Regions from separate parts of the Homo sapiens genome. Here regions 1 and 2 are each linked to region 3. The links are chromatin loops, found by intact Hi-C in ENCODE. Cell type or tissue: endothelial cell of umbilical vein. All regions are shown on one strand. Each heading gives the region's core, and the rest is flanking DNA. Links, peaks and the distances in the headings are about the cores only.

What was found. Peaks named below come from ENCODE experiments on the same cell type or tissue, not always from the same donor. Only the 100,000 strongest peaks of a DNase experiment are listed, where the experiment ranks them.
Region 1: a loop joins it to region 3, with 7 times the contacts of the local background. A loop is called at or near these places in 4 of 110 quality-filtered maps.
Region 2: it touches region 3 in a loop (10-fold over the local background); 37 of 110 quality-filtered maps call a loop at or near these places.

The regions. Positions count from the first base shown.
Region 1 is chr1:196,366,932-196,377,464 of GRCh38, forward strand. It overlaps KCNT2 (potassium sodium-activated channel subfamily T member 2), which reads right to left. Exons shown (of 28, transcript NM_198503.5): 14 at 6,209-6,317. LOC124904597 (LINE-1 retrotransposable element ORF2 protein-like) reads right to left here and starts at 4,247. Exons shown (of 2, transcript XR_007067045.1): 1 at 1-4,247. RefSeq lists an enhancer at 6,801-7,337. In endothelial cell of umbilical vein, for the core only: a CTCF peak has its summit at 6,229 (motif pointing left); a DNase peak (open chromatin) is centred at 6,190.
Region 2 is chr1:196,304,709-196,315,241 of GRCh38, forward strand. KCNT2 (potassium sodium-activated channel subfamily T member 2) reads right to left here. Exons shown (of 28, transcript NM_198503.5): 22 at 526-637. Among named protein-coding and RNA genes, the nearest start is that of LINC01724, 220 kb to the left of the region's middle. In endothelial cell of umbilical vein, for the core only: no CTCF peak of the experiment used is centred there; a DNase peak (open chromatin) is centred at 4,863.
Region 3 is chr1:196,144,127-196,154,659 of GRCh38, forward strand. No RefSeq gene overlaps it. Among named protein-coding and RNA genes, the nearest start is that of LINC01724, 61 kb to the left of the region's middle. In endothelial cell of umbilical vein, for the core only: a CTCF peak has its summit at 4,439 (motif pointing right); a DNase peak (open chromatin) is centred at 4,455.

The sequences.
Region 1 (10,533 bases), core at 3,571-8,570, 220 kb after region 3:
ATTAAGTGGAGTAGGTTGGTTCAATGTTAATTGGGTTTGGCAGTTAATGAGTCAACCATTTCTGTCTGCCAAAACCAGTGTTCTTTCCTCTATGCCACATTTCCTTCCTGAATTTGCAACACGCCTACTACAAAACAGAAAGAATTTTGTTTGTGATTAGGATTTGTGATTCCTGAAGAGTATAATTTCAGCTGCTGCTTTACTGAGATAAATTTCTTTATCATACATTTTATAATAATAATCATATGACTTGTTTTGGTTTGTGACAGGAAACATTAAAATTCAGGTAAAGAACTATAAAAAAAAATCATGTAGTAACTATACCATAGGTATACGTAATATTTATTTTAGCAGAATGATTGCATCACCAAATTTGAGCTCTCTCTTTAATGACTGTCAATGACCTTCGTGGTACTTCACATGTAAAACTTAGGTGATCTCAGTTATTTGTATGATTCAATATATTCCCTTCTAAGATCCTTTGATTTACCATTTCGTTCGTATGATATTTAATCTAATGATTTTTAAAAAGTAAACATCCAATTCTAAATAAATGTATGCATATGTTTGTATGTAAATATATGTGTAGATGTATATGTACTTTATAAATATTTACATAACTAACAGATACAACTAGAATCAAGCCTACATTTGAATATGTGAAATATATCCTTTATGCAAAATATGAAAGCATAGTTTCTTTGCTATGTATAATTTTTAATGATAATCACAAATCTGTGACAAAATGACAGAAACTGTATTGACTACTCCAAAATGTTTTATAAACCACTCTTCCCTTGCCTTTCTCTATTAAAAAGCTATAAATCTAAAATACTTAATGTTTCAGGATGCTTGAGATATGTCTGGAAACATGTGACAGGGCTCTGACCAATTATATGTTAAAAGGCAATGAGTGGGACTCATGGAAAGCCTTAAATATAGCCTCAGTTGGCAATAATCTGCCCCTTTGACATTCTTCCATCTTCTTACCTAGAAGACTAGCCTGAAGCAGAGAATGCATTTTACGATTACAATAAGAGAATCCTGAAGGGTAAAGACTATAGGGTAAAGATGTTGGAATAAGAAAACAGAACAACGTGCTCTGATGACGTCACTGAGTCAGATAGCCTGCTCTGGATGCTGAACCCATAGTTTTTAAGGTGTAAACTAAACACCACCCCTACTTTCAGTGAGATATTACATTACATGGGGCAGAACACATTTTTAACTAATGCAATATTCCTTATTCCACAGAAATAAAATTAGTGTAAATCACCACTTGCCTCACCCATTACTTCCTAAGGAATAAATGATTTTCCCTTTATCATGCAGAAGCATTCCAGTCTCCGGATCTCATCCTTTACTCCCTCACTGCGTTTTCAATCTCTTTTTCTTTAGTGGTACTTAAAATTTAAACATTAAAAGCAAACAAAAATAGATAAATACTTGTGTACATAGAAAAAGCTTTCCTTAACATTTCTGTGCAATAGGACTTCCATTATTTTTCTTTCTTCGATTAATGAACAAACCTAATGAAGTAGCAATCTCCAACCACACTTCATTTCTTATCATTCCTTAATTTGTTCATATTTTCTCACAATAAGAAAATCCCCATTGTAGAAATTGTTTTTTCAGAAGTCCTCAGAGAACAGCCTCCAAAATGCTTGCTCAGTCTTAATCTAGAATCATCTATGTTGTTAACAATCCAGTTCCTTTTAGAAATCCTATCTCAGTGTTATTTTATTATGCTATACTATATTTGCTTTCCTTTTCTTCACTCTATTTCCTAGAATTAATAAATTCCTAGAAAATAGTCTCAAATTGTCATTTCTCCCAAATCCCTACTACTTCCTCCTTCACATTTGTGAGCCTGACTGGCACGATCCACCACCTCAGGAACCAAGCGTGCAGCAATTCCTACCACATTATGTCTTCATCAGAAAGCAAATACATCCAATATCAAACCACTTTTCCTTCTGCCAACTATGTACTTCATTATTTTCTACTGTCCAGTGTCAATAAGTGAGGAGATTTTCTTTTTTTCCCCCTCTCTCTTTTCTACACTCATATCTAATCAGTGGCAAACTTCTGTGAATTCTAACTAAGCAGTATTTTTCTTATCAATTCTCTCTTTTTCTTACCCCTCGATTATTACTGAGGTGAAAAAGATTACCTCATGGATGGGACTAATTAAGTATTGTGAAAACAAATTGAAAGACAAAGAAAATGAATTGCTAAATTTTTAAAATTCTGATAAAGCTGAAATGTAATCAGGATGGGCCAGTTGAATGTTAACAAACTGGACTGATAATCCAGCATTTCCTTGTGGAAATCATTATAGTCCATGTTCAAAGGTGATTTTTTCTAAAGAATAAATTTTTTTTTATTTATTTTTGTTTTTTTATTATTATACTTTAAGTTTTAGGGTACATGTGCACATTGTGCAGGTTAGTTACATATGTATACATGTGCCATGCTGGTGTGCTGCACCCACTAACTCGTCATCTAGCATTAGGTATATTTCCCAGTGCTATCCCTCCCTCCTCCCCCCACCCCACAACAGTCCCCAGAATGTGATGTTCCCCTTCCTGTGTCCATGTGATCTCATTGTTCAATTCCCACCTATGAGTGAGAATATGTGGTGTTTGGTTTTTTGTTCCTGCGATAGTTTACTGAGAATGATGATTTCCAATTTCATCCATGTCCCTACAAAGGACATGAACTCATCCTTTTTTATGGCTGCATAATAATCCATGGTGTATATGTGCCACATTTTCTTAATCCAGTCTATCATTGTTGGACATTTGGGTTGGTTCCAAGTCTTTGCTATTGTGAATAATGCCGCAATAAACATATGTGTGCATGTGTCTTTATAGCAGCATGATTTATAGTCCTTTGGGTATATACCCAGTAATGGGATGGCTGGGTCAAATGGTATTTCTAGTTCTAGATCCCTGAGGAATCACCACACTGCGAAGGACATGAACAGACACTTCTCAAAAGAAGACATTTATGCAGCCAAAAAACACATGAAAAAATGCTCACCATCACTGGCCATCAGAGAAATGCAAATCAAAACCACAATGAGATACCATCTCACACCAGTTAGAATGGCAATCATTAAAAAGTCAGGAAACAACAGGTGCTGGAGAGGATGTGGAGAAATAGGAACACTTTTACACTGTTGGTGGGACTGTAAACTAGTTCAACCATTGTGGAAGAATAAATTTATTTTCATTGAGAATAAACTTATTTTTGACAAGATTGCCAAATAAATAAAAATGCTAATTTAATCAACAATAAGACATACCACTGCCAAGAGCACAGAACACTCAAATGTAAATAAAGTGAGCGGGTCTGAAAAATGAGGAAAAAAATTGAGAAGCATTAAAATACAGAATAAACTCTCTAAAAATATAAATTACACAGTTCTATGAAGTCATCTAATTTATTTATGACTGACAGATCAGCTAGAACTGGAATTAACATAATAACAAATAGAAAAAGAAAATGTTATATTGTAAGAGTTTTAATCAGCCTTGGGAATTGTATTAGTCAGAGTACTGGGTAAGTTGCTGGAGAGACCACTTCATGCCCACTAGGATGGTTATGATAAAAAAAAGCGCGGATAATTACGAATACTGCTGATGATGTAAAGAAAGTAGCATCCTGATATATTGATGATGATAATCAAAGTGCTATTGGAAAAATATTCTGACAGTTCCTAAAGAAGCTAAACAGAGTGACCATACGACCCAGCAATTCTACTCCTAGATATAGACGCAAGAAAATGAAAGCCTATGTTACACAAAAACCTTTTCACAAATGTTAACAGCAGCATTGTGAAAATGTTAGAAGCAACCCAAATACCCACCAACTGATGAGTGGAAAAATAAAATGTGATATATCCATGCAATGGAATATTATTCAGTTGTAAAAAGGAATAAAGTGCTGGTGCATATTACAATATGAATGAACCTTGAAAAACATTATGTACAATGTTCAACATTTGGGTGACCAGTACACTAGAAGCCCAATCTCTACCATTATGCAATGCACCCAAGTAACCAACATGCACATATATCCCCTGAATCTAAAGCAAAACCAAATTATTTAAAATTCTTTACGTTCATTTATTTACTGTATTACCAAATATACTAAAATGATTTCAGCTGAGCCTAATGGCTCAGGTCTGTAATTCCAGCACTTTGGAAGGCCAAGTCAGATGGATCACTTGAGCCCAGGAGTTCGAGACTAGCCTGGGCAACATGGCAAAATCCCGTCACTACAAAAAAAAAAAAAAAAAAAAAAAAAAAAAGCCTGGCATGGTGGTTCATGACTATAGTCCCAGCTACTGTGGAGGCTGCAGTAAATCTATAAAAGCAGAAATAGATTGTGGTTGCCTAGGGCTGCAAGAATTGGTGGGGGGAAAATGTAGGGTGATGCTAAAGGGTAGATAATTTCTTTATGTGGTTCTGGAATCATTTAATGGTGATGGTTGGATAATTCTATGAATATACTTTTAACATATTGAATTGTACACTTTAAATGGGTGAATTGTATAGTATGTAAGTTTTATTTCAATAAATCTACTATAAGAAGTTATTATGGTGGATGATAGCATTTACTGTGACACAGTTGTAAAATAATTTTGCAAGTCACTCTTATTTAAAGGAAATCCTTAATTATATAACAATGTTTTCAACAACATTGCTTTCTTTTTTAATAAGGCAAAATTCATTAGAGTATGTTGGGAAACGTCTTATTCTAAGGATCACTAAAATCTTTTTTTAACTTATGTGAAGTATAATTCTTTTTCACCAGGCAATACTGTTTGTCAATAAATAATATTTACTAGGAGATGCACAACGAAATTTAACTTCAGTCATGAGTAATGAGCTGTGTTATATAGTGTTTATGGGACTTATTTTATCACTCATGTATACAACAATGAAGTTGCCTAGATAGTCATCATTACAGTTGTCTGAGTCTGTACGAAGACGTTACGGAAAAATAATGAAGACACTTGATGAGTTCTATGAATGTTCACTTAATTGGTGTTAAAATAATTTTTAGTACTTTATTTAATTGCATCAAAATGACAAACACTTTCTGCAAAGAAGATAAACGTCATTCCTAATCCTGTTACATCCTTCCTATTGCACAGATTAAAGGCTTGTAAGTATATAGAATAGAAATATTCCTATTCACAACTTTGAGAAAATTGCTCCTAAGAAACTTTTACCATCCCAATTAGGCAGTCAGAAGTAAGACAGTAAAATCTAATTTATATAACACTGAGTATTTACTACTTTTAAATTAACAACTTATCCATCTATAAATAAATCTCAAAAAAGAATTTTCCTTTTTCTGGATTTATTTGATTTGACACTTCACCTAAACAATTATCAATTAACTTACTTAATATGAGTAATCATAACCACTAGCATAAGTGGAATTTACTTCGAAAATCAACATTTTGTCTGAAATATAAGATTAGAAATATGACAAGATATGAAATGAAGTACATTTGTCTCTTTAAATAAGAGCAATGACTATGTTCACTAGTTATATTTTCTTTGATCATCCTAGTCAAAAACAACTTCTGTATTTCATAAAACTCTATCAAAATAAACAAACAAGAATAAAAAAGGTTCTAATGGTACAACTTTCTCCAACCTTGAAATGCATATAAAAAGTGATTTATACTGCATTAGCTAATTTTATACAACTACTTTGTTATTATTCTATTATAAAATTGCCATTTTGACATCAATTGTGTACATTAAGCTTTCAGATAAAACTTACCTCAGGAACAGAAAAATTTGACTTTAAGTTCTTATACTAATAACTGTGAGAATCCTTTAATTAAATGTTTCATTTGCTGCAGAAGTATTCATCTTTAAAATAAAAATAATGTCCTAATCCTAGGCCTAACAAATGATGCCGGCACTTAGAATTTACTAATAAGTTGCAACAAACTATCTCAAGACTACTGAGAAAAGACAGCAAATTACTCACTTTTTGTATGTCTTGGATTCTTTAACATGTCTTTATTTATCTACCAGATAAAGATAACTCACACAAATTCAAGTATAGGTACATATCTAGCTGTATACGTAGGCCTTCTATATTTTTAAATCACATAACTGCCCTTATTGTTTTTTATATAATTTAAAAGGTTAACTTAAAGAAAAAATATACTTACTGCCCTCTAGAGGTATGAACCAGTAGTGTAATAAGTGTAGATGTTGCTGGGCATATACAGTTTAAAGCTAACATGGCGTATTTAAACTCTTCTTCACAAACAACATGATCTGTTTGAAATAAAATAGGTAAATTAGAATAATTTACCTTTGGAGAGTAATAAAATGTAAAAAATAAAACAAAATGAATAAAATGGTAAAAGTCTCAATATAAACATACTTGTTTTAGAGATGTTTTTACAAGTGCAATTTTATCCCCAGGAAATATATCTCCTAAGAAAGAGTACTGGAGTATGGGTTAAGTGATTGGCTTGGGGGTCACTCCTGTCTCAACAAATTTAGCAACCTTTGCTAAAATGCTTAACCCTGTCTTAACAAAATTGGCAACTTTTGGTAAAATGCTTAATCTTCCTATGCCTAGCAGGTGGGTTTGAGGTGTGGTCTAAAATATTTCAAATACTTTATAAAGTCTCCTTTTGTTCTGATAATTCTATAGTATAAAATACAACAGTACTGATTTAGAAGAGTACTGATATATCAAATTCATAATGACACAGCATAAATTTTAGAAAGTAATTATTAAAAGATTTAGCAGATAATATGTGCCTAGCATAGAAGAAATATATTTGATACTATGAAAATAACTGTAATATCAAGCAATAGAATTTGCTAAAATAAATTGAAATTAAAATTGTACTTTAACTCCAAATTCCTAAAAGTCATAAACCCAAAAGATGATAGGGTCCAACCAGAAAACATAATAAATGGCTGCTGAAATTCAATGACATAAAAATAATAGTGCTAGAAATGAGAGCACATGGGAAAGTGCAGGCCACATCTAAAGAGAATGATGCTACTCAGGCCAAGCATTGTTATGCAGGAATGAGGGCTCAGATGCCAGATATTCTATTTTCTACAGAAGTCGTGTTTTTAAAAAGTGATTAAATAGTGTTTATTTTGGAAAAAACAAAAACCTGTTTTCCCAAATAAACAAGTATAGCTGGTATTAAAAATAAAGAGAAGGTTTAAAATTCTAAGAAAATACATATTCTTAGGCAGAAAAGTAGCACTTTTAGCAAAATTAAGAAATAGAAGATCAAATTTGTCAGTGAGCTAGATCTATAAAATGAATACATAACACCATACAATTTATGAAGAAAGAAGAAAAGGTTACATGGGAAATGGTTTAGCAAATGCTCTGGACAAACATTGACTTTCGTTCTGCCCTGTTTTTATAATATGATTTAGTACATGAGATAGCATACTACTTTTTATTTTGCTTTCATTTTTTATTGTTTCTCTTTCACATTTTATGGAAGAAAATATATACTATGGATATATGTCAGGATTTACTCAAAAATACAAAAATATCAAGTTTCTACTGATAATCTCTCTCCCCACACCCACTTGTCAATATATTATAATTGACATAAAATGTTTTTGAAATACATAACCAGATTATTTATTGCTTTGCAGGAAAGGCAAGCAGATTCTAGATACAATTTTGAATGCAGGGAAGTGTACATAAGATTTGCAAAAGAAGAGTGTTTTTAAACTATCATTTCAATATTATCTCAAAATAATTTTGAGTGTGTATGCCCAATCTGTGAAAATAGAGTGACAAAACTGCTAAACCCGGAATGTTATTACTGTAGAATCATATGATATCAATACATAGGGAACCCATAAATTTCAAATCAAAAATTAGAACAGATGATCTGAGAAAAATATGTACATTTATTACCACATAGAATTGTTAAAATTTCAAACTGTAACAGAAAATTTGGAAGGTATGATTACCATATATGCAATGTAGCATGCAATTATTAACTTTTCCTTACTACAGTGCACAAACCATATTTCTTTCAGTAGGGGAATGTGAGAAAATGTGATGGATGTGTTATACTTTGAAAATATCTCATTGTATTTTCCTTCAATAGTTAAAAAAGTAAAAAAAATAATTAGGTCTCCTCCCTTTTCTTCAATAAATGTGTGCATCTGAGTTTGGGGGGCAATGGCTGTGGGAAGATTTTGCTGCAGTGGCTAATGTTTCAAAAACTGTACTAATCAGAGAAAATTAGAAGGAAGCAAAAGATTCCTACATTTCGATAGTCATTTTTGTATTTGCATGTGTCTTTTTTCTACATTTGGTAAAAGTTTTACAGTGTCTATCAGCCCTTTCAACAATAAGTATATGTACTACCATCAATGGTGGCAATTTTACACATAAACACAAAGTATGTATGCACTGTTCCTTTGTACACTGAATTATCTAGGGATGCAACTGCGGTGTAAATTAAGAGAAATTTTACTTTATTATGTTTAGCATTGTATGTAAGTCATTAATAAAAATTAATATATGATATGTATCAGTCAAAACCTAGCACCTTGTCATTGGTAAAAGTGTCTTTTTTTCCCACTGTCTTCTTGTTTATTCATGCCTGAGTGTTTACATATTAAAAAAACATGCTTTTTATTATTATTTCCATTTTTTCTCTTTCATATTAGAATTAGAATATTATACTAACTTTTTATACTTTATGTGTATAGATAGTTATATTTACTCTGAATTTCATTTCAAAATAGTGTAGGAAGTGTTGCAAAATATTTATTATAAAAAGAGAGTACTGGATCAGAGAAAATAACCATTTTTAGATAAATAAGTTAATATATAATTATCATGAAAGCCTTTGTTAGAACAAATGTAAATTCAGTACTCTTTTCATTAAGAAAGCTATTTAATTTCTAAGAATGGAAAATACAAGGAAAAAGATATGATATAATATTCAACTGGATAATAATCTTTATTTGCATGCATCACAGAGAGCTAAAACTCAATCTGAAAAATAGAACTGCTTCTATATCTAGACTTGTCCTCTTAGGTCCAAATCCATCCTTCCTCTTGGGACATTTTTTAGAACTAACCACTAATCCTCAGCCTGAATTAAAATACTGAAAATATTCCTTCATTCTAACTGCCCCTCATTTCCCAATACATTATAATAGCCAAAGTTTATGGATTATACAATCAAATTCCCCTCTCTTTCTTTTTTTCCCATTGTCATTCTCACTACTTACTACAGGTTTCTAATACATCCATAATTCTTAAGGCTCAGATATCAAATTTCAGAATTAAAAAATATTCAGATTTTAGAAAGGCAATATGTTTCATCTACCAGACACTATATAACATATCCAAGGAACAACCTATTCCTAAAAATATCATTGTTTCTGCAGCTAAATGTTTGAATATTTATACTAAGTAGAAAAAATAAAGGGTTAAATAGCTTCATGGCAGTTCAGTGCAGGAACTACCACCAAATAATTTCAGATAATTTCGTGTTTTACCACCAAGACTACAAAAATATTTTCATGTTGCAGAGATTCCTGGTTTTGGAATTACAGCTAAGGGATTGTGGACTGTTATTCAAACTCTGATGTTCTTTCCTCTAGGCTAACAACTTTCTAATTGGTTTTCATGTTTTCCAACTCTTTAGCATTCCACCTTGTAAGACTTGATTACATAATTTGGGTCACTCTTGACACATTCAACTAAAATAAAACCATCCCTATAAATTTTATTAAACCAATTAAAAAAGAAAGAAGGAGGAGAAATGAAATAAAACAAGCTTGCAGCACCATTCAGCATTAATCATTAGGTCAGCTTACTTTCTGACCCGCTTCCTCATAGTTGTTTCCCTATTGCCCACAAACCACATAAACACTGTCACAAGTGTAATCGAAGATGTAGGTTATTAATAATGTGCCATGACATTCAAGCAGGCTAAGAAGGGAAGACAAGACCTATGGGTGTAAATGGCAGTGAAGATTTGGTAGGGACAATGAATTGTAGGTCTTGTATGGTCAAAAGATAGTTGAAGTTCTTCATTAGAGGGAGTGAACTACAAAGATAGGAAGTGGTGGTCAGAGAAGGACACACTAGGATTGGAGATGACAGAGGAGTGACGTTTATTGGTAATGATATGATCTAAGTTACAACCCTAGAATGGTTGCTGAGCTAGGATGAGCTGAGCAAGAACACTGAAAGAATGGAAATTACAGAAACATTATTCTAGAACATCAAAAGAATCCTTTTCATGGGCATAAACATCATCAGATAGTATGACCAAGCAGTGTTGGAGAGAGTGACGGTGAGCTGGGAGAGAGAGTACATTTTCAGGTTTATCAGATACATTTTTTTTGGTGGGGGGGAGAATTTCAAGTCAAAAACTGCCAATTTTTATCAAATAATTTTCTAATTAAAAATAGAAGAGACAGTCACAAAATTTAGATAATATAGAAATGCATACTGTAGAAATACATCAAT
Region 2 (10,533 bases), core at 2,221-7,220, 160 kb after region 3:
TATTAGCATTATCCGGATCTCTTCCCAATCCCAGTCAAGTCCCTGTTTTGAAATATCATCATTAAATTAAATTCCAGTTCTCAGTATATTTTGACCTTGTTTTCCTCCCTCTGAGACCTTGCCAAACTTCTACTGGGGAGGTAGTCTCCCCTACCTAGGTAAGCAATAAACTTAGCTTTATGTCAGGTTGTATTGGTGACATCTGGGAAGCCAGCATTTTCATGACATAGCAAGTAAGTGAGTATACACATTTCTGTTGCATTTAATTCTTTCACAAATCATGTGTTTAATACTTAATAATAATAGAACAAAATATCTCCATCATATTTACCTGTGATATAAATCGTTCAAATCTGTCAATTCACATTTTTAAAAAAATTATCAATTAGAATTTCATCTCCCAAATAAAAATTCAAAACAGCATTTTAGTTTTACTATCTCATGGCATTTTTTTTATATATTTACAGAGTTAATTTCTGAATAAAGATGGTTAAATCTAATTTACTTGATAATGTGGGGTCTTACCTTTTCCAGTTTTGAAAGAGCAAGAGAGTAACAGTCTTTGGCTCTGAATTGCATGAATCTCATGTTGGCGGGGTGAGTTAGCTCTGTGATAATACTGAGACTGGAAAACAACCTACATTTCAAAAGAACATTTGCATTACACTAACAATCCAATATGGTATTTTTTATAACAACATATTTATGAGTGAGTGATTCCTAGCCTTGGGCATAAAACTATATCCAATTACAACAGCAGGCAGTGCCACATAAAATCTTCTATACAATGCAGGAAAAATGAAACACTATTTCCCGAAGAATATTTTAACAGACATTTTAGCACAATAAGAAAAATAAATTCAGTAATTTGGCTTTTTTTAGACATTTTCTCTTTACAATTATGGAACAACATAGAAGAAACTCATAAAGCTGATTTAAGAAGTTACAAGGTTACTTTGTGGATGGTATTGAAACAGAAATCTATAAAGATAAATAAGCTGATTGGCAAAAATTTCACATAATGAGCTTCTTGTCTACTATGTGAGCTCTTTCATGTCCTATGGCTCCTTATTCTCATAGTGGGCAATTTTTAAATGTCAAATCTTGCTACAACAAACTTCTGAGATGAGGAAATAATTTATGTAAAACTTCATTGTAATTAATTGGGGCCAAGGCTAAAGCATTGATAGTGTTCCCCAAAAGTATCCTGAAATTTTTTTTCACAGGTCCCATGGCTTCATATTAGCTTTCTTCCCATTTGACACTCTCTCAAATATATACCAAAATGAGCACACATACGTACACGCTCACACAAGATTTCTTTCCCCCAGAGAAAAGGGGCAGGATGATACCACAATAAATACTTTTTATTTTTGCTGTTGTTCATGATCTGATCCTTACCTGATATCTATGCATCCCTGGTAGCTTTCCTTGTTAAATATTTTGGTATTCTCTGTGGCAGCCACTTCTGTGATAATCACCTTTGTTTTTCATATGATATGTCTTTAAACTAAGTTATGACCACTTAAAATTCCCATCACTAGGTTGAACTCATCCCTTGAACTCAGGGACTAAAACTGACTGCAAATATGCAGAATATAAACAGCCTGTTTGTGTGGCTCAGGAACAAATCAGCTCCTTCTGCTCTCAATTTATGAATTTATGAATTTATGCTCATTCAGTCATGAGGGTGCTGTTACTTCCATGTGCCCGAGTGCTTGATGTGGTACATGCTTCTTTTAAGATGGGAGCCCTGTCCTTGAGCTCCAGCATTACAGACGAGTTTTTACCTTTCCTCAGGTCCAACTCTGGAAGGTTGATGGATGATTTGCCAGGAATGCTCCCTCCTGCTGGGGAGAGTGTGCCCACCCTACTGCTCTGCAGCAAGCAGGGCCTTTCTTAGCCTTCAGACCAGGCTTCTCTGATTATCTGCCTCTCAGGTGTGTTTACATTGGGCTTTAGTCACCATTCAGGTTAAGACACTAACACATTCTTAAGAAGAGTTTTGGTTTTTTTTTGTTTGCTTGCTTTTTTTTTTTTAGAGTTGTCTGTAAAACCTAACACGCCCTCTTGGCCATTAGCACAAATGGACTAACATTGGGCCTTACCTAATCAAGGCCTTTGAGAGCTAGGATATCATTGGGTATTTTGTGAAATCTTTTAATAAAATTCACAAATTATAAGTATATACGTATTTTTCTAGGGGTAATAAATTGTGGCTGACTAAACAATCCTAGTTCTTAATCTTCGTTTTGGTAATAAATACTACTGTAGTTATTGATTCAGGTAAATTGTAGTAATTGTTATTAAAATAATATCAGGAAAACAACAACCACGATATAATTTCTTTTGCTGACTTTTAATGTTAAAAATACAGTAATTTTATTTGTGCAACTGATAACTTTTTCAATAGTTCTGTGACCTTAAATTCATTACAGAAACTCTAAATATCAGATTCTGCAAAGAAAGGATGTAGCAAAGCATGAAGCTAGTGGCTACATACAAAAGGTACTGTTTCTTAGTTAAATCGGTTATTACTATTTTCTTAGTTTTTAAAATTTTTCTGATGTTATTTCTGCCTGAAATGCCATTTCTTTTCTGTTTACTTTTCTCCTGAATCTCTATACTACGAAATCACTACCAATATTTAAAGTGGCTCTCAAATCCATTCAAGATGAAACTTAAAAAATTTTTAAACTCAGAATCATTCTCTCCAGTTTGGCTGCCCAGTATCTGATTTATTGATTACACTACCTGTTGGCTTCTCTAGCTACCTGGTTGGTTTTATTCATGCCTTAGCTCTCCTAATAAATCATAACAACTAGAAAGCATGGTTTCCCTCTCAAGTGACTATAACCTTATATTCCTTTAATTAACAAATCTTTGTTAAACAATTTCTCAATTCATGTTTGTGCATTTGAGATTAAATCTTGATGAAGAGGGCACTGAATTTAATTAGAATAGTTTATGGAGAAACATTGTATTATCCATATTTCACATGATTTTCTTTTAGCAGCTCTATTCTCACTCAAAAGTCACCCATGATAGTGCATTCAATAAATAAAAGTTATTTTCTCAAAAACTCTTTAAAAATTAGAAAAGTGGCCTGATGGAAAAAAAATGTCAATTGACTTTTGGCTGGCAAACTCCATCTGGTAGGCCTGGGAAATGCCACCAACTGCCAAATTTCATACCATATGGGAGTTTCAAAGTATTTATTTAAGAAATATTTTAAAATAACAATGTCACTAAAGATATTCACCATATATGGTTGTCACAGACAAAATTCCATCATCTGGGGAAATAGAAACTAAAATGAAAAATAGGACAAAAATGAATCAATGAGCACAAAGCCCTATAAACTCATGCAGACAACAAATCCCACATTCATGCACTGAACTTTAAAAAGAAAAATTAACGGATCTAAGGTTCTCCTCTTTGTCTTTTCCTCTTTTTTTTCTCTCCGATGGGTAACACACATCCATAAAACAATAACTATAAAGCACGGCTCTAAGAGTTGTCTATGTAAGATTAACTCATGTAATCTTCACATCAGGTAGGAACCCTCTTGTGTTTCCATCTGTATCCTCTCCTTCCCCAGGAAGAGCTGAGGGTGCCTGTCTCAACCCTGACTCTATCTTTTCAGTGTCTTTAGATGTGTACTGGTCTGTGCCAAGCTGTGAGGAGAGATAAGCCCTCTAGGACAAGTCTTGTGGTTGTCCAGTATGTCTCCTCACCATGGTTCTCAAGGGTGGATTTTAAAAGCCCACTTTTGCCTACACCAAAGTCACATCTTCCTGCCTAATATTTTTATCTCTATCTGCCTGACTTCTTTGGATCTCAATAGTTTCTAACTTGTGTTAGAAATTGAAAGGGTCACATCACCTCTTCAAACTACAAAAAACTACTCTATGATTTACCTCCAATTATTAGTTTATAGATGAGGAAACTGAGGACCAAAGAGACAAAATAGTATGTTCAAGGTAACATTCTAGTAGGTGGCAGGGCCTGGGTCACACCACAGCATTAGGTTCTGAAGCTTCCCCCACCATTATAATAAAGAGGAAGATAGACCAGTGTAAGGAGACACAGATGATCCAAATAAAATAAATTATTAACAATATCTAGCAATGGATTCATGTTTCCTATATTAAAAATCAACTCTTTTAAAAATAACGTTTTATAAATTACTTCAATTTAGCCTTAATGAATAATTATCAAGTTTTTACTATTAGAAATTTCTGGTCTCCAGGAGATAGATAAACACATAAAGTAAGATTCCTGACTTTAAACACTATAATATAATAGATGAAACAATAAAAATTCACCAATTATAAGGATATATGTATTTTTCTAGGGGTGATACATTTTGGCTAACAAAACACTCCTAGATTAAGTAGCATTAAGACACTAGTGAATGGATAAATTATGAAGAACATTTAGGACAGTGTTGAGATATCAGGCTAGAGATAGAATTTATGAGGAAAACGTAGCTACAAACTAATGAAAATCAAGTTTAACTTTTGGAACATTTTTATTTCCCTTAAAAATATGTATTTTATCTTTGATATAAACCAGTATTCTCACTTTGAATCAAGTTGTGGTTACCTGGATTCTTTGGTTTATTATTCTTTTATAACACATTTTATCAAATAGAAATATACACATATATGTAGCTAGAAGTATTTGGGGTCTTAATAAAAGTGAGTGAAAATATGGTTGAGTGACCCAGTCCTTGTATTTGAGTGGCTTCTGGAGTTGAAATTAAATAAGACAACATAATTTACGTGATGTGCCTCCCATTTCTGTTCTACATAAATGAACCTACAACATTTATGTTATTTTGGACTGAGAAACTGAAAGTATTAGCTAAGCCTGCCACCTAGTGAAAAATCTAGAACTAATACTTACATAATGAAACACTGTATGTTAACCCCCTTTATATCCATAGACTATTACTTGTATTCAGTTATAATATTTTATATTTACAAATTTGGTTGTCTAATAGATTTATTTAGTCTCCTTTGAAACACTAACACCATAAATCTATTTCTGGGTCTTAATATAAGCTAAACACATTTTGCATGTAGAACATTTTAGAATTAAAATGAAATAATACGTCTCTTTTCCCTGGGCACTAGAAACATAATAGAGCAATACTGTAATTAAAAAAAGAAGATATAGTTTGTTCTATTTAAAACTTTTCTACAATTACTTCGTGTTCTGACTCAGTGATGTAAATATAATTGTGGAGATGTGTAAAATATCTATGGAAGAGTTCTCTGCCTGCATTAATTTATTCAATAAATATTTTTACTAACCAATATAAAGATGAAAAACACACCATATATTCTATTTCACAGGCTACTGGGGGAACTCTGAAACTAGCTGTATTTGTATCATAAAGCAAAAAACACAAATATAAGAATATTGGAAAATGTTTATGACACATTATTCAAAATATTACCTACTGAGCTATATATTACACTATAAATTCTGATTTGCCATGGTAGCTGGAAATAATGTTTTTAATTAACAGGGGGTATACATTAATAGGAGGTATACAGACACACTTAGATACACATAAAACACTACTTGGGATTTTTGGACTGCAATTGACTATCAACACTAAAACAAGTATAAATGTATGTAATCTTTCATAAATAATTTTAAAATACTTCAGGGAGTCTGAGTTAGTAATAAATGACAGTATGATAAATATAAGGAATCCTCTGTATTCAAAAATCTTATCCATGTAAACCATCACCAATCTAAACATTAAAAGTGGTTTTCACTATATAAAGATATCAATCTTGTATTTATACATGTTGAGTATTTTAAATTATTTACTTATGGTTATATTATTTAGAAATCTGTCATTTTCCATGTGCATGTACATGTTGTTTCCTTCGTAAGATTATGACTACTTGTGCCAATCTAAGACAATATTCTTTTCTTTAAAAAAACAGAAACAAATAAACAAAACTTGCCCTTCTATGCTCTTATAGTTGTGGCAATACAGAAGTCTTTTAACTGGTCGGCTCTCACCCACTCTTTCTTTTCCTGAAACAATTCTCTACATTGTACCTGCAGTTATCTTTTAAAATTTCTTTATTCTTCAATGATTTCCTATTATTCTTAAAATTCAGACCAACATATGAACATACTTTACAAAGCCATGAAAATATGGCTTCTAAATTCCATTTCAGCCTCCTCGCACCAGTCTTCCTCTTGCTCTGCTCCAAGTCCTTGAATAGTCACTACCAGGATCTCAGAGCTTCGTATATGCTGCCGCCATATGGAATGTGCTGTACCCATCCTTTTGCCCATTTAGTCTCTCTTCACTTTTCAGGTAAAAGATTATCAGTTCCTCAGGAAGACATTCCCTGACCCATGGGACTAGAGCAAATATTCTTATTATCTGAGTCTATATACAATTCTACATATTTTCCCCAATAATTGCCACAGTTATAATTCTCTAATTAAAATTTTAAATGACTGGCTTAATACCTTCTCTGTTAGACTATTAGTATTCAAAGGCCACCAGCTATGTCCACCTTGTTCATCACTGCAGCCACAGCATCCTGTACAATCCTGACACTTACTAGATGCTCAATAAACCTAGGGGCCAAGCATGATACATTAACAAATCACAATTGCAGGCATGGCCACAGAAGTCATCCTGTCCTACTATAGATCTAATGCAGGAGTTGCTCCATTCCAACCAGATAACAATCCATGACCTGTTTCAATGTTTCCATTGACATTGCTCATTATCTTACAAGTGTGGTCAGCTAAAGTTCAGAAAACAAAAGCAAAAACAGCAACCAAAAATCTTTGTATTAAAACAAAATCAACCCAAGGGGACTTCTCAACTAGGTCACGCCTGGACTTTTACCATACAAATTCTGTACCCATTCTGCCCTAAACATTATATTCTGTGTGCTCTCCAGAGAGACTTTTTTTCCCCAGCTCCTAGGTAAAGTTCTCTTGTCTTTCTTGACACTCTGGTCATAGCCCTGAATCTGCCATTTTTTTTTTAATTCCTAGATGGGCTAAGATGAGACACTAAATTTCTCTAAATGTTTATTTCTTTCTCAGTAAAATGAAAATAATGACAGATGCCAGTGACATGCCAAACAGCCACCAAGTGGGATATTTTGGTAGATCAATTTGACATAGACTTTTTACTGTGGTTGTTTCTAATCCAAAGCACATTTTGTTTTGTGGGTTTAAACTTTGTTTAGATATTAGTACTTGTTCATACAAATATGAAAACATGAAATGTTTTCCAATTGTAATGATTGTCTTGTTAGCTAAATCTTTAGAAGGATACATTTAAATTTGAAATTGAGGACTTGCTTTTCTTTCACTTTTTAGCAGCTCTTTGTACTGGGATGGCTTACTTGAGTGTCTTCTTTTAGATGTGTAAATAAAAACCCTTTTGGGGAGAGAGGTACAACAGGATCTAACCCGAGGAAGATCTTATCTCCTTATTGTCTTTGATATGCAGAAATACTGTGTAGGGAGGCGAACAGCCAATTGCTTAGGATTCAAGGAGTCTTCTGAGTAAAGGAGTGGAGATACACTATTCCTCCAGGGAATTTGGAACCTCTGGACTGGAGGTAGTTCCAGAGAAAGTTTGCTGCTTTAAAGGCCTACTAAGAGTGTCCCCTCCGCGAGAAAAATAAATAAATAAATAAATTTAAAAAATGATAAAACTCATCATGAGAGAAGGAACGAATCAGGGTAAGTGATAAATAAAAGGCCTGTCTAGGTCGTTCTAGGACTCTCATGATGTCTGTAATTTACTTTTCGAAACACTTCAAAATAAACAATGTGATACGTGCATGCATTGGTTTAAGTTAAATACCAGGTGCAGCAGGCATTCTATTTCATCACCTAAGCTTTGGTTTTTAATCTGAATGTTCACACAACATTACTTCTGTTATCTGTACTTCTATCAAAGTCTTAGGCCTTACTAATCAACGAATTAGAAATTGGCTCTTGATTGAGAATATTAATGGTGTTCTTTAAGATACAAGGATTGGCTGAAATATTTTAAAGATACTATTCCCGCATGCATAATTAATGTATAAGAATTTAGTTCTCTTAGAGATGGGGCCCAAAGCTTTAATCCTAAATAGTCTGATATCCAGCCATTGTGATTGGATTTCTAGTTGTCTGATGCTTACTGATGAGGGTAACTGGATCCTACCTCTGGAATGTTGTCATCTGCCTCTAAGGAATTTCATGCAAGGTGGTGGGTAGAGAACCTAAAAGGAGAGAAAACTGGGAGTAGGAGGAAGAGAGAAAAGGGAGAGAGTTGAGATCAGTGTCAGTGTGTAGTAGATAATCAGTAATTATCCATTGAGGATTTCAGTGCAGCAGTGATTATCATGACTGATCATAGATTTGAATCTGGGTAAGGAAGGGAAAAAGCCCTCAGGTGACTAGGGTAAGTAAAAAGGTAGTAGGATCGGTGGATGACAGGTTCCAGTGTGGTCAAAGGACTATTAAGAGTTGAGAATATTAGAAGAAATTAGATAGAAAATGAGTAGCACTACTCAGAGTGTTGAATGCTAGAAACTGAGAATGTGGAGTGTAAAATTATTCATAGTTCAAGGTTTAGGCTATGACCATGAGAATGGGTGGTGAAGGTCAGATATTCAAAGGATCATCTAGGTAAGATTGTTGAAATCATCAATAATTATGATAATCAGGGTTGGCAAGAGTCATAGTAAATCAGGAACTAAAATCTCCAAGGAATGCAGAAGAGTGATCTGGAGGATGATAATTAACCACATCTGTAAAATGCAACTCCCAAGTCTGTGTGATTTTGGTCATTTATGAGCAAAAGTGATTCTTCTTATATCATAGAAACCTATAAATGTCTGTCTTACTTTTTATCATGTAAAACTAGCCTAGCTTAGCATACACAGATTAGCAGCTTAACACACAACACAAAAAAAAAGTTTCATATAATTTTTTCCTAAAAAATACTGTTATATACTTAGAGAAATAATAGTAATGTCATGATAGGGCATAAGAAAGGAAAGAACAGAGGTAATTTCTTTGCAATTTGGGTTTTTAATAGTTCTTTTGAAAAATTCTGCTCAAAACTATTCAGTCTAGATTACTATATATATACCATAAAAACTATATAATTTTTAAAATATACTGCTGAAGACAGATAAGCCTAATAGTTAAGGTATCCAAAGTTATTAATTCATTCATTCATCCATCCATTCATTCATTCAACAAGTGGTAATCACATCTTCAGCTAGGTACTCAGAGTAACATAGCCTTTGCACAATTAGTTGCCATATATGTATCTGTCCATGATTACTATGGTGAGTTAATTTGTTTTAAATTACTAATTACAGCCTTTGAACCTCTCAGTAAGATGGGGATTTATTATTTCCTTGGAATCAAAATAATTCATCCAGAGAATATATAATAAAAGTTAAATCAATAGAAATGTCACCATAATAGAAATAAAATTCATGGTAAATTGAAAGTTTAAATAACATGTTTAATTAAAAAGACCTAGGATCCTCTTTTATATAATTAGCTTTTGCCAAGCATGGAATCAAAAAGCATGATTTTTACCCTACTCACTAGCTATAAATCTCATCCTTGAATTAATTTTCTACCCTGTAATTTTCTTTTATATTCTCTAGAGAAAAAAAATTTATATATCTGTAATATTTTAAACAAGTTCTATATAGTGTCTTTTAAAAATGTACTGTTTAATACAGCTCACTAGTTAACTAGTTAGCTATATTCTAAGTGAACTGCTGCATTATAATAACTTTAAAGTGTGTATTTCTTCTTCTGGAACAAGAGGTTCTTATGCAAATTCAGTGTAGATTTTCCAGGTGCTATGACAGATTCTTTAAATAACTGATCTCTAATCTTTACATTAACACTGCAAGGTCGGTTATTTTCTGCAGCATTTTATAGATGAGAAAAACTGAATCTTAATGAGGTTAGGAAGGTCACAAAGTTAGTGACTGTCAGCTGGAGCCTCTAGGATATACATTGTGCCAGATAAAGTTTGCTGCTGTATAGTCCAAGGTCAGTGGCTTTTCCCTTCTGCCACATGGAAGTGATAATTATACTGCTAGTAATATTAATAGCTAATATTTATTAAGTAATTAAAAATGACCAGGTATGTGCTAAGTAAGGCATTGCATGTTTCTAAATCTTTAATAATATTGTGATTAATATATTGAGATGTAGAGAAGAAAAGTAATTTGCCTAAGATCATACTAAAAATAGGCAACTTAACACAGACACGCATCTAGGCTCTCTCCTTTGAATTTTGAACTCAAATTAGAAGGCAAAATAATTAACCTCAATATATGCTTTACTACAATATGAAAGTATGAAAGTGGAGTGAACATGGATGATGAGAAAGTTGAGATTGTTTCATTTACCTCTGTAATTTGGTAGCTCACGTATTTTCTTCAGGCTTCTGCAAAACTCATACAACTTAAAAAATGGTCTTTTGGATATTTAAAATTTCAT
Region 3 (10,533 bases), core at 2,047-7,046:
TCACTACTCACACTTTCACAGACATTTGGAAGCCACCTAGGGGGCACTGTTTTTTGCTAGACGTGCTACTGAAGACAACAAAAAATTCTGAGCCCAGAGATTTTGCTGACTATGTATTTTGTTAGAAAATGATGTAAATATAGAAGGAACAGATTTTTTTAAAATTCATTAATTTCATACTAATAGCATGTTTAGGAATATGGAAAAGAAGTTGCCGTGGGAGGTGTACTCAGATTCTGTGAACAGTCACAGCCCTGGGAGATACATCTCTAGCAATAGAAATTGGGAATCCCCTGTCTGAGTCTTTGATTTTATAAGAATATGAATGAGATTTTATCACTGTCATTATTATCGATGGCAGTAAGCAAATAACTAATAAGGGTAGCTGACAGACTACAAATTTCAAACTAGCCAACAGAAAGGCTCTGGTAAATCTGCATGATGGGCCGAAGAAAATATAAGGCAGACAATAATTAATTCCATTGACTCTGCAGCTACAGCCAATTATTTAGATATTCAGCCACCAGTGATCAGAGTATTCATCTCCCAGTTTAGTGACGTAACTTATGGAAATCCCATATGCTTTTAAACTTCAACTCAAGTTGTCATATTCATACCATAAGATGTCCTGATGATGGAAATCCTTCTGACCAGAAAACCATTGTGCTCCCTCTAGAGTTTAGATGAATAGACACACAGTGACTCAAGAAAAGCAGGAGTGGGTTCAAAACTACACTTTTACTCTTTTTGTAAAAGAGTAAACAATTTTAAAACAATTTTAGATTTACAGACCAGTTGCAAAGATACATAGTACAGTGTATTCCCATACACCTTTCACCTAACTTCCCCTAAATGTTAACATCTAACTTTACTATATATGGTATGTTTATAAATATTAAGAAATTAATGTTGGTAAATACTAATAACTATATTACATATTTTACTCAGATTTCACTAGTTTTTCCATTAATGCCTGAAATCAAACCAGGACACCACATTGCATTTCGTCAGTATGTCTCCTTAGTCTCCTTGAATTCGTGACTGTACTCACGCTTATTTTGTTTCCTTTTTATGACTGTATTTCCATGACTTTGTCACCTTAGAAGAAATATTGTTTTCAATTTGAGTTTGTCTAATGTTTATCATAATTTGATTGGAGTTTTGGATTTGAGAGAAGAAAATCACAGTAATGTCCTTATTTTATTTTATTTATTTATTTATTTATTTTATTTATTTATTTATTTTTTTGAGACGGAGTCTTGCTCTGTCACCCAGGCGGGAGTGCAATGGTGCCATCTCAGCTCACTACAACTTGTGCCTCTCGGGTTCAAGTGATTCTCTTGCTTCAGCCTCCTGAGTAGCTGGGATTACAGGTATGAGCCACCACACTCAGCTAATATTGTCTTTTCAGTAGAGATGGGGTTTCTCCATGTGGGTCAGGCTGGTCTCAAACTCGCTACCTCAGGTGATCTGCTAGCCTCAGCCTCCCAAAGTGCTGGGATTACAGGTATGAGCCACCACGCCTGGCCAGCAGTGTCCTTCTTACTACATCATGTCAGTGTGACATGCTATCAACCTGACTTATTACTCATGATGTTAATGTTGATCACTTAGAGGAGGCGGTGTCTGTCTTCTGGGTTTCTCCCCTCTAAAGTTGTTATTGTTCCCTTCCATATTCTATTTGTTAGGAGCATGTCACTAAGTCCATGCCACACTCAATGGGAGGCAAATTAAGTTCCACTTCCTAGATGGAATAATATCAAATAATTTTGGATATAAGTTAAAATGAATACAGGAATTATTAAAGATTTGAGGGAAATATGTTGAAATTATACAAATATCTTGTTTCTCCTTAAAATTTTGCTGACTGTTTTTAGCATGCCTTAGTGGATCTTGCCTGCAGCATCAGTTACTACGGGGTTCTAACGGTGATTTTTGATGCCTCATCCTTCCTACATTTATTATTTGACCCCTTCTATTTAAAAGATATGCCCCTTCTCCCCTACTTATATATTCAGAAAATATATTTATTCATTTATAAATGATAGCTCTTTATTTACAAATATTCCATTCCTTGAGTTACAATCTATTGCTGTTATTATTTAGTATGTTGTTGGAATAGATCCAGCTTTGCATAGTGGGAGCTCATTCAACTTGTCTTCTGTGTCCTTTTGACATCACTCCTTTCTTCCCCTCCCCTTATTTCCTGGCTGTACAAGATGTTAAACGCTCATCTCATATTTTTCATTGTGCCAGCCCTAAAATAAGCCATCTCATCTCATTGTTTTTATTAGAGAACAATATTTATTTATTTATTTATTTTTGAGACAGGATCTTGCTCTGTCTCCCAGGCTGGAGTGCAGTGGCACCATCACAGCTCACTGCAACCTCCGCCTCCAAGGTTCAAGCAATTCTACTGCCTCAGGCTCCCGAGTACCTGGGACTACAGGCGCCGGCCACCATGCACGGCTAATTTTTTGTATTTTTAGTAGGGGCAGGATTTCACCATGTTGCCCAGGCTTGTCTCAAACTCCTGACCTCAAGTGATCTGCCTGCCTCGGCCTCCCAAAGTGTTGAGATTACAGGCGTGAGCCACTGCGCCCGGCCAGATAATGCTATTTAGAAATGAAAGTAAAATGACATTGCTCCCACTCTTACAGCTAAAAAATAATTATGCAAATAGCAATGTTTCTGGAACCTATTAGGTAAGTTAGGTCACAGGGCAAACAACTAACACCAACTATCTAGAGAGAGACAGGGTCTGCAGGCAAAAACAGGACCCACGTGTTTGCTTACCTAGGATAGATGCCACTGAAGAAACTAGAAGTTATTTTTAACTAAATCATATTTGTATTATTATTGTCATTAGAAACATGTTATTCTATAAAGAACTAAATGTTAAACATATAATCACAAGATTGGCCTTGTGTATATGTTTTGAAAACCTTCACAAATCATAATTTGAGCTAAAAAAAAACTTGTACCTCAAAGCCTAAAGTATTTTATTTTCCCCTTGGTTAATCAGCCTACACTAGTTTGGTTTTAGAAAACGTGCTTCACTTTTGGGGTCTAAATTTCCTTCTTGGCAAACTGAACTTGAGTTACCAAAATTGCCTTCCAGATTGAAGAATATAGGTTCTATTCATTCTCAGCATACTTTGCACCTACAGTCAGAGAGGCTGGATGTGATCCTCAAGGTGATAAACACACAATCTAAATTAAACAGCCACAGGAAATACATTCTGAAGAAGACTGAAATAAAGCCATATTCTTTGCAAACAAAGCCCATAATCAGTAATCAGGAATTTTGCATTATGGAGGAGATTTAACATGGGATTTATAAGGTTGGGAAGAGGTGGGAATTAGCTACTACGAGAGGTTTCTGAAAAAACAACAACAACAACAAAAAAAACAGAAATTGATTGAGAATAGTTCCTATCACGGCGTAAGGAGTAGACCACAGCAGTATAAATTCTTAAACATTTGGTTCATGCTCTCTATTAACACAATGTAAATAACACAAATTTTGATCATATTTTTATTATTACAGTGTTCATATTTATCATGCTTGTATTGATTATTGCCTATTGATTATTGTCTTGTACTGATTATTGCCTTTATTGCCTTGTATTGATTATTGTCTTATACTGATTATTGCCTTTATCTTATCTAGCCCTTAGAGTCTAACATTTGTTAAAAGTTTAATGATATAATTTCCTTAACTTTTTAAGAATGTTTAAAAAGTAAGTTCAAAGATAAAAATATTTCATATATATATATATATATATATATATATATATATTTTTTTTTTTTTTTTTTTTTTTTTGAGACGAGTCTCGCTCTGTCGCCCAGGCTGGAGTGCAGTGGCGGGATCTCTGCTCACTGCAAGCTCTGCCTCCTGGGTTAACGCCATTCTCCTGCCTCAGCCTCCCCAGCAGCTGAGACTACAGGCGACCGCCACTAAGCCCGGCTATTTTTTTTGTATTTTTAGTAGGGACGGGTTTTCACCGTGTTAGCCAGGATGGTCTCGATTTCCTGACCTCGTGATCCGTCGGTCTCGGTCTCCCAAAGTGCTGGGAGTACAGGCGTGAGCCACCGCGCCCGGCCGGCAATATTTCTGATTTTTAAAAAGTTCTTATGTATAACTCATGATATATTTACCTTTCTCTTTGCTCAAATATAACTTTTGGTATTAAAAAGTATTATGTACTTTTTAAACTATTAAATTAGCCCCAAGGAGTACAATAAGATCTTTCAAAATAATTTATAAAATGAAAACATTTCTGAATTTTAAATAATAAAAAGCGTATTCTTAAAATTACAGTAAAATTAAATAGAAAAAGACCATGGTTTATAAGTATAACATATGTTAGACTAATCATAAGAAACTATGTATTTAGCTTAAGCCTACCTTTGATTAGAGTGGAAAACTATTTTAAATTTAACCACAAGATGGTGCTGTCACAAAGCAATTTCAAAGATAAACCAATAATATAGTCTGCATTATTTGTACTTGGATTTCTTTCTAAGTCAAGCCTTTAAATTTTAAAATTCTCATTAGTAAGTGTCTTCTTCCAATTGTTCTTGTATTTCGAGATGTGTTTCAGGTCTGAGTTTTGGAATTTTTTCCCTCCCACCTGTTGTTGATTGACTACCCCTCAAAGGAGATCAATTAAATCTATTTTGTTGAAAACTGTATGAGATGTTGGCACAATTATCTTTCAAAAATAAGAAATAATATAATTCTATTTGTATTTTTGATTGTCATTTATTATTATTTTTTAATTTAACAGAAGAGATATTTCCTTCTCCTCTACCCACAGGGTCAGTTAGCATAACAGTCGCAGAGCAAGCATTCAGGAGAATAACAAGCTCAATAACAAGCTGAAAGAACATTTTCATTAATTTGGTCATTCCTTCTCTTGCCTCACCATCTGGGTCTCCATTTGCTGAAAGAGATGTCTAGCTTGCAGAGGCAGCAAACAATTAAGGACCTTTCCAAAAAACGCAGAAATTGAGATGAATTCTTAAGAAAGTGTTGTTCCCAGATGACTTGACATCCCTCACACTGCATTCTGTTGTCTGTGTCAAAAGAGCAAGAATATTTATTTAGTATTACTATATTATGAAGCTCAAACAATCCAGATTGTAATGCTGCAGCTTATCTGGAATCTAAGGATAATATTTGAAGGTCCTAGAGACCCTCAATGTGTCATTTAGAGGACAGCAATTTGAGGATTTGTTGAAGCAGATAATAAATTGTACTAGAAATTGCAGAGGATAATGGCCCAAAGATAAGAGATGAGACATTTCTATGCACTGTAAAGATTACTTTATTGCAACTTTAGAGAGAATACTGAAATTTCTCAGAGTGTTTATGAAAAATGATTCCTGCTGTATTTGTTAGCAGAGAGTATTATCAGGAGACTTCTAGACAAGGGGTGGGCAAACTTTTTATTGCACCTACTCTCCTATTGTAGGGAAAGCAGACATAGACAGTAGGTAAGTAAATGAGCATGACTGTTTTCACTAAAGTGTAGTTACAAAACTAGGCAGAATTAAATACCTGGGAATAAATTAAACAAAAGAAGTGCAAGGCTTGTACACTGAAAACTACAAAACATTGTTGAAAGAAATTAAAGAAGACCTAAATAAAAATGGAAAGCTATCCCTGGTCCATGGATTAGAAAACTTAATATTGTTAAGATGGCAGTACTCCCCAAAATAATCTATAGATTCAGTGCAATCCCTATCAATAGCCCAGCTGCTTTATTTTCAATAATAGACAAGCTAATTCTAAAATGTATGTGGAAATGTGAAGGACCAGAACAGCCAAAACATTTTTGAAAAGGAAGTTGGAGCACTCACAGTTCCCAATTTAAAACTTAATACAAAGCTACAGAATCAAGAGAGTGTGCTATTGATGTAAATACAGACATATCCAGTCCCTGGGAAGATAAAACTGAGCAAAACGGTCACTATTTCTAGAATTTAGAGAATATTTACATCTTTAATTCCAGATTAACATGAGAAAAATTCATTCCTTTACATAGATGATGATCACCAATGATGTACCAAGCACTTTGTGAAGCAGAGAGCTTAAAAAGGCAAAGTTTCTACTCTTAAAGAGTTCACAGTCTCTTGGGAAAAAGAGACGAAATTCAAGCTAACAAATTCATGATTTCAATGTATGAATTCTCTTTTAAAAGTATTATAGTTCAATAACCCTGACAATCTCCCAGGACAAACTACCTAGAAATGTTAGCTCAAGTATCACACACACACATGCATACATACACACACACACATACACACACACAAGACACACAACACAAATTATATTATTGTATTTCAGAAGAGAGTAGAATGGAAAACATTTTCCCGTATTTGGATTCAAATATTCCTGACATTTAAAGTTCAGTGAAACTTTGTATTTCAATGAAAAAGTAGTTTTAAAAATTAAGTTCATTTAATTTACATAATCTTGATTGAAACACTTATTCTTACACTTTGTTCAATTATAAAATTAGATTTTGATTAAATAATATTTAATCTAAAAAATGTTGCATTTATCTTCATTGTCTCATTGTATCATTTTCTCATTTATCATTTATCTCTTTACTGATTTAACAGATACCAAGCAACAACTGTGGGCCAATCACTGCTGCAGGTTCTGAGGACAAAATGTTAAATAAACATAACAAACATACAAACATAATATCTGCTATCGGGAAGTTTTAAAGTAACAGCATAAACAGATATTAACCAAATTCAATTAATACACAATTACACCTGAGACACAGGCTCTAACTGAAAGATACGTGTTGCTATGGAAAGTTACCCTTGACGATAAATAATGTCTTTGGGAAATGCCTTACGTATTTTTACACCTCATGCTTTGTATTTCCAACCTTTACTCAAACTGATACATCTTATACATTGCAACTAGATGAATTTTCTCATCAAACAGAAGTTTGGTAAGGTCAATCTTCTGTTCATTTTTAACTTCCTCCTAACCCCAAAAGAGAAGGAGTTCCCGTTAATATATTATAAATCTCCGTCAGTTGGACCCCAACCCATCTCTACTCCCATGTCTCTTATTATCTCTCATTCATGTTTATTTTTTCTTCAACAAGTGAGGATGTTTCATTTGCCATATAGGCTGTGGAGTTTAGTAGCCAATATATGACTTTGTTCATAATATTTTACTGACTTGAACATTCTTACAATTCATAGGTACAGATTTTAGTAAGTTTCTCAGACCATCTCAGGGTTAAAAAATGTTTGCACATCAGGCATATTTGGTGACTGCTGTTAATTAATGGATTGATTTTCTCTCACTCCTCTTGCATAGTAGATGTTGAAACTGATCTCCTGCATACAAAATCTAACAAACAACACTTTACTCAGCACATATATAAATTTAGAATATAAAAATTGACCGTTTTTCCAAAATAATAATATTTATTGAGTGCCTATTAAATGTACTAACATATATAAATCTCACAACGACCATATGAACTATAAGGCTTTAGGCCCATATCATGATGAAGAAACAGAAAAATCAAGTTAAATAACTTGCACATAAATAGCAACTTGGGGGCCAAAATATAAACCCAGGCAGCCTGATTTCAGAGCCCACACTCTTAATCACTTTACCATAATGCCAACTCAGTCCCATAAGTCAAAATCAAAATAAAATATAACTGTGGCACCTGCAAAGAAATGCAGTTAATTCTTACTCAGAAAAATCCTGTTAGAAAATACTTTTACTAATGGGAGAATTCAACTTTCTACACTGGAAATAGGTTTCTCCTTTTTTGCTTCCTAGCTGTTTCTTTGGACACATTTCTTAATTTATGTAGGGCTCAGTTTCTGTGTGTGAAAGATAGATAACAAAACCTACCTCATATGAGCATTCAGAGCCTTAACTAATAGAATAGATGTGAAAGTGTCAATTTAAAATGTCAATACTTTTGTGTAACAAAATGCCTCAGAATAGAATGGCTTGAAACAAAATGCATGTATTTTTGCTCCTTGCTGTTGGCCATCTGGGGGTCAGCTGATCTAGGTTGAGCATAGCTGGGCTTGACTCCAAGCTGCAGGTTAGAGCCCAGGATTGGCCTTGTTACTCTCATCCTTGTTGACACAGTGGCCTAGTTCGGGCATATTCTCCTTATCACAATAATATAAGAGCAAAAGAGAAAGTCCAACCGGTAAGCACGTCTCATGCTTTCACTTGCATTTTGTCTGCTTGCTTACATGCCATTGGCCAAAGTAAGTCATATAATTAAACATAAAGTCAAAGGTCAGGAAAATACACACTTCCTCTAGTGTGTGTATTTTGGAAGGAACTGCAAATGCACAAGATAAAGGGTATGGATAAAGGAAGGATAAAAATGGGGCCAAAATTCAATATCTGAAAGTAATTATTAATAATTTTAGGGAAATCTTTATCAAAAAAGGTATCCTGACCTTATTTACATACCTCATTCCATCCAAAGATTGAAATTCAGGAATGAGAAAACTGTCTTTGTATTTGAAGAAGTCCATCGCAAAAGCAAAAAGTAATATAACATTGTTATTTTTATAATTACTATGACATTATTACACATTATAAAGCAAAGTTTTATGAAAAAAATTCCTATAACCTGTATTCTCCTTTCATAGAGAATATTTCCTCAAAATCTAACTCGTGGAGTCTTTGCACCTTCAAGTCAAGCAAACTGTCATCAATAGAAACCAAAACAATAGCGATGTTATTACTTTTTTCCAGCTTTATTGAGGTAAAATTGACAAATAAAAATTAAATATAGTTAAGATATACAACATGATGTCTCAACTTATGTATACTTTGTGAAATAATTGCCACAATCAAGCTAATTAACATATCCATCACCTCACATAGTTATCTTTGTATGTCTGTGTGTGTGTGTGTATGTGGTCAGAAAATGTAAAATCTCCTCTCAGCATATTTCAAGTATACAATACATTATTACGAAATATAGTTGTCATCCATTGCGTTAGTTCCCTAGAACCTATTCATCTTGTAACTGAAAGTTTGTACCATCTGACCAACATCTTCCCGCTTCCCCCTCCCCTTGACGCCTGCTAACCACCCTTCTGGTCTTTGTTTCTATGAGTGGGACTATTTTAGATTTCTCATGTAAGCGAGAAAGAGATCATACTGCATTTGTCTTTCTGTGTCTGGCTTATTTCATTGAGTATAATGTTCTCTAGTTTCATCCATGTTTTTACAAATGGTAGTATTTACATATTTTTTAAGGCTGAATGATATTTTATTGTACATATACCACATAAGTCCACATATTGGCTAATGTGAATAATGCTGCAATAAGCATGGGAGTACAAATATCTCATTGTGATAAGGATTTTATTTCCCTCGGATATTTCCAGAAATGGGATTGTTAATAGTTCATACGATAATTCTACTTTTAATTTTTTGAGTAACTTCTATATGACTTTCCATGATGGCTGTACCAATTTACATTCCCACCAACAGTGTACAAGGGCTCCGATTTCTTCATATCCTCACCAATATTTGTTATTTTTGCATTTTTGAAAATTGTCATACTAACAAGCATAGTTGATATCTCATTTTTGTTTTGATTTGCATTTCCCTGATGATATGTGATATTGAGCGTCTTTTAAAATATCCATTTGCCATGGTATGTCTTTGGAAAAATATTCACTCAGGTTATTCAAGTCCTTTGCCTACTTTTAATTAGGTTTTGTTTTGTTTTGCTTTGCTTTGCTATTGAATTGTATAAATTCCTTATTTTTTTATAATAACCCCTTGTCAGATATATGCTTGCAAATATTTTCTTCCATTCCCTGATTTGCCTTCTCATTTGTTGTTTTCTCTACTGTGCAGAACATTTTTAATTTAATGCAGTTCCACTTGTTTATTTTTACTTTTATTCCCTGTAGTTTTGGTGTCATATCCAAAAAATTGTTGCCTAGAACAATGTTGCAGAGCTTTTATCAATGTTTTTCTCTGAGAGTTTTATGGTTTCAAGTATTATGTGTAAGTCTTCAATATATTTTGAGTTGATTTTTATGTATAGTGTAAGATAATGATCCAATTTAATATTTTGCATATGAATATCCAGTTTTCCCAACCCTATCAAAGAGACTATCGTTTACCTTTATTTCTGAGCCCTCTATGCCCTTCCATTGGTCTATGTGCTTGTTTTTACACCAGTATCGCACTATTTTGATTCTACTGGAAATATAAGGATTAAGTTATTAATAACTAAATTAAATTTCTGCTTTGCAATATAATTTGAAATCAGAAAATGTGATCCCCCAAGGTTTCTTCCTCTCACTTAAGATTGCTTCAGCTGTTCTGGAGCTTTTGTAGCTTCATATAAATTGTAGAATTGATTTTTCTATTCCTGTGAAAAACGCAATTTAAATTTTGATAGAGATTGTATTAAATACGTAGATCGCTTTGGGTAATATGGATATTTTGACAATATTTTTTCTATCTATGAATACAGTATATCTTTT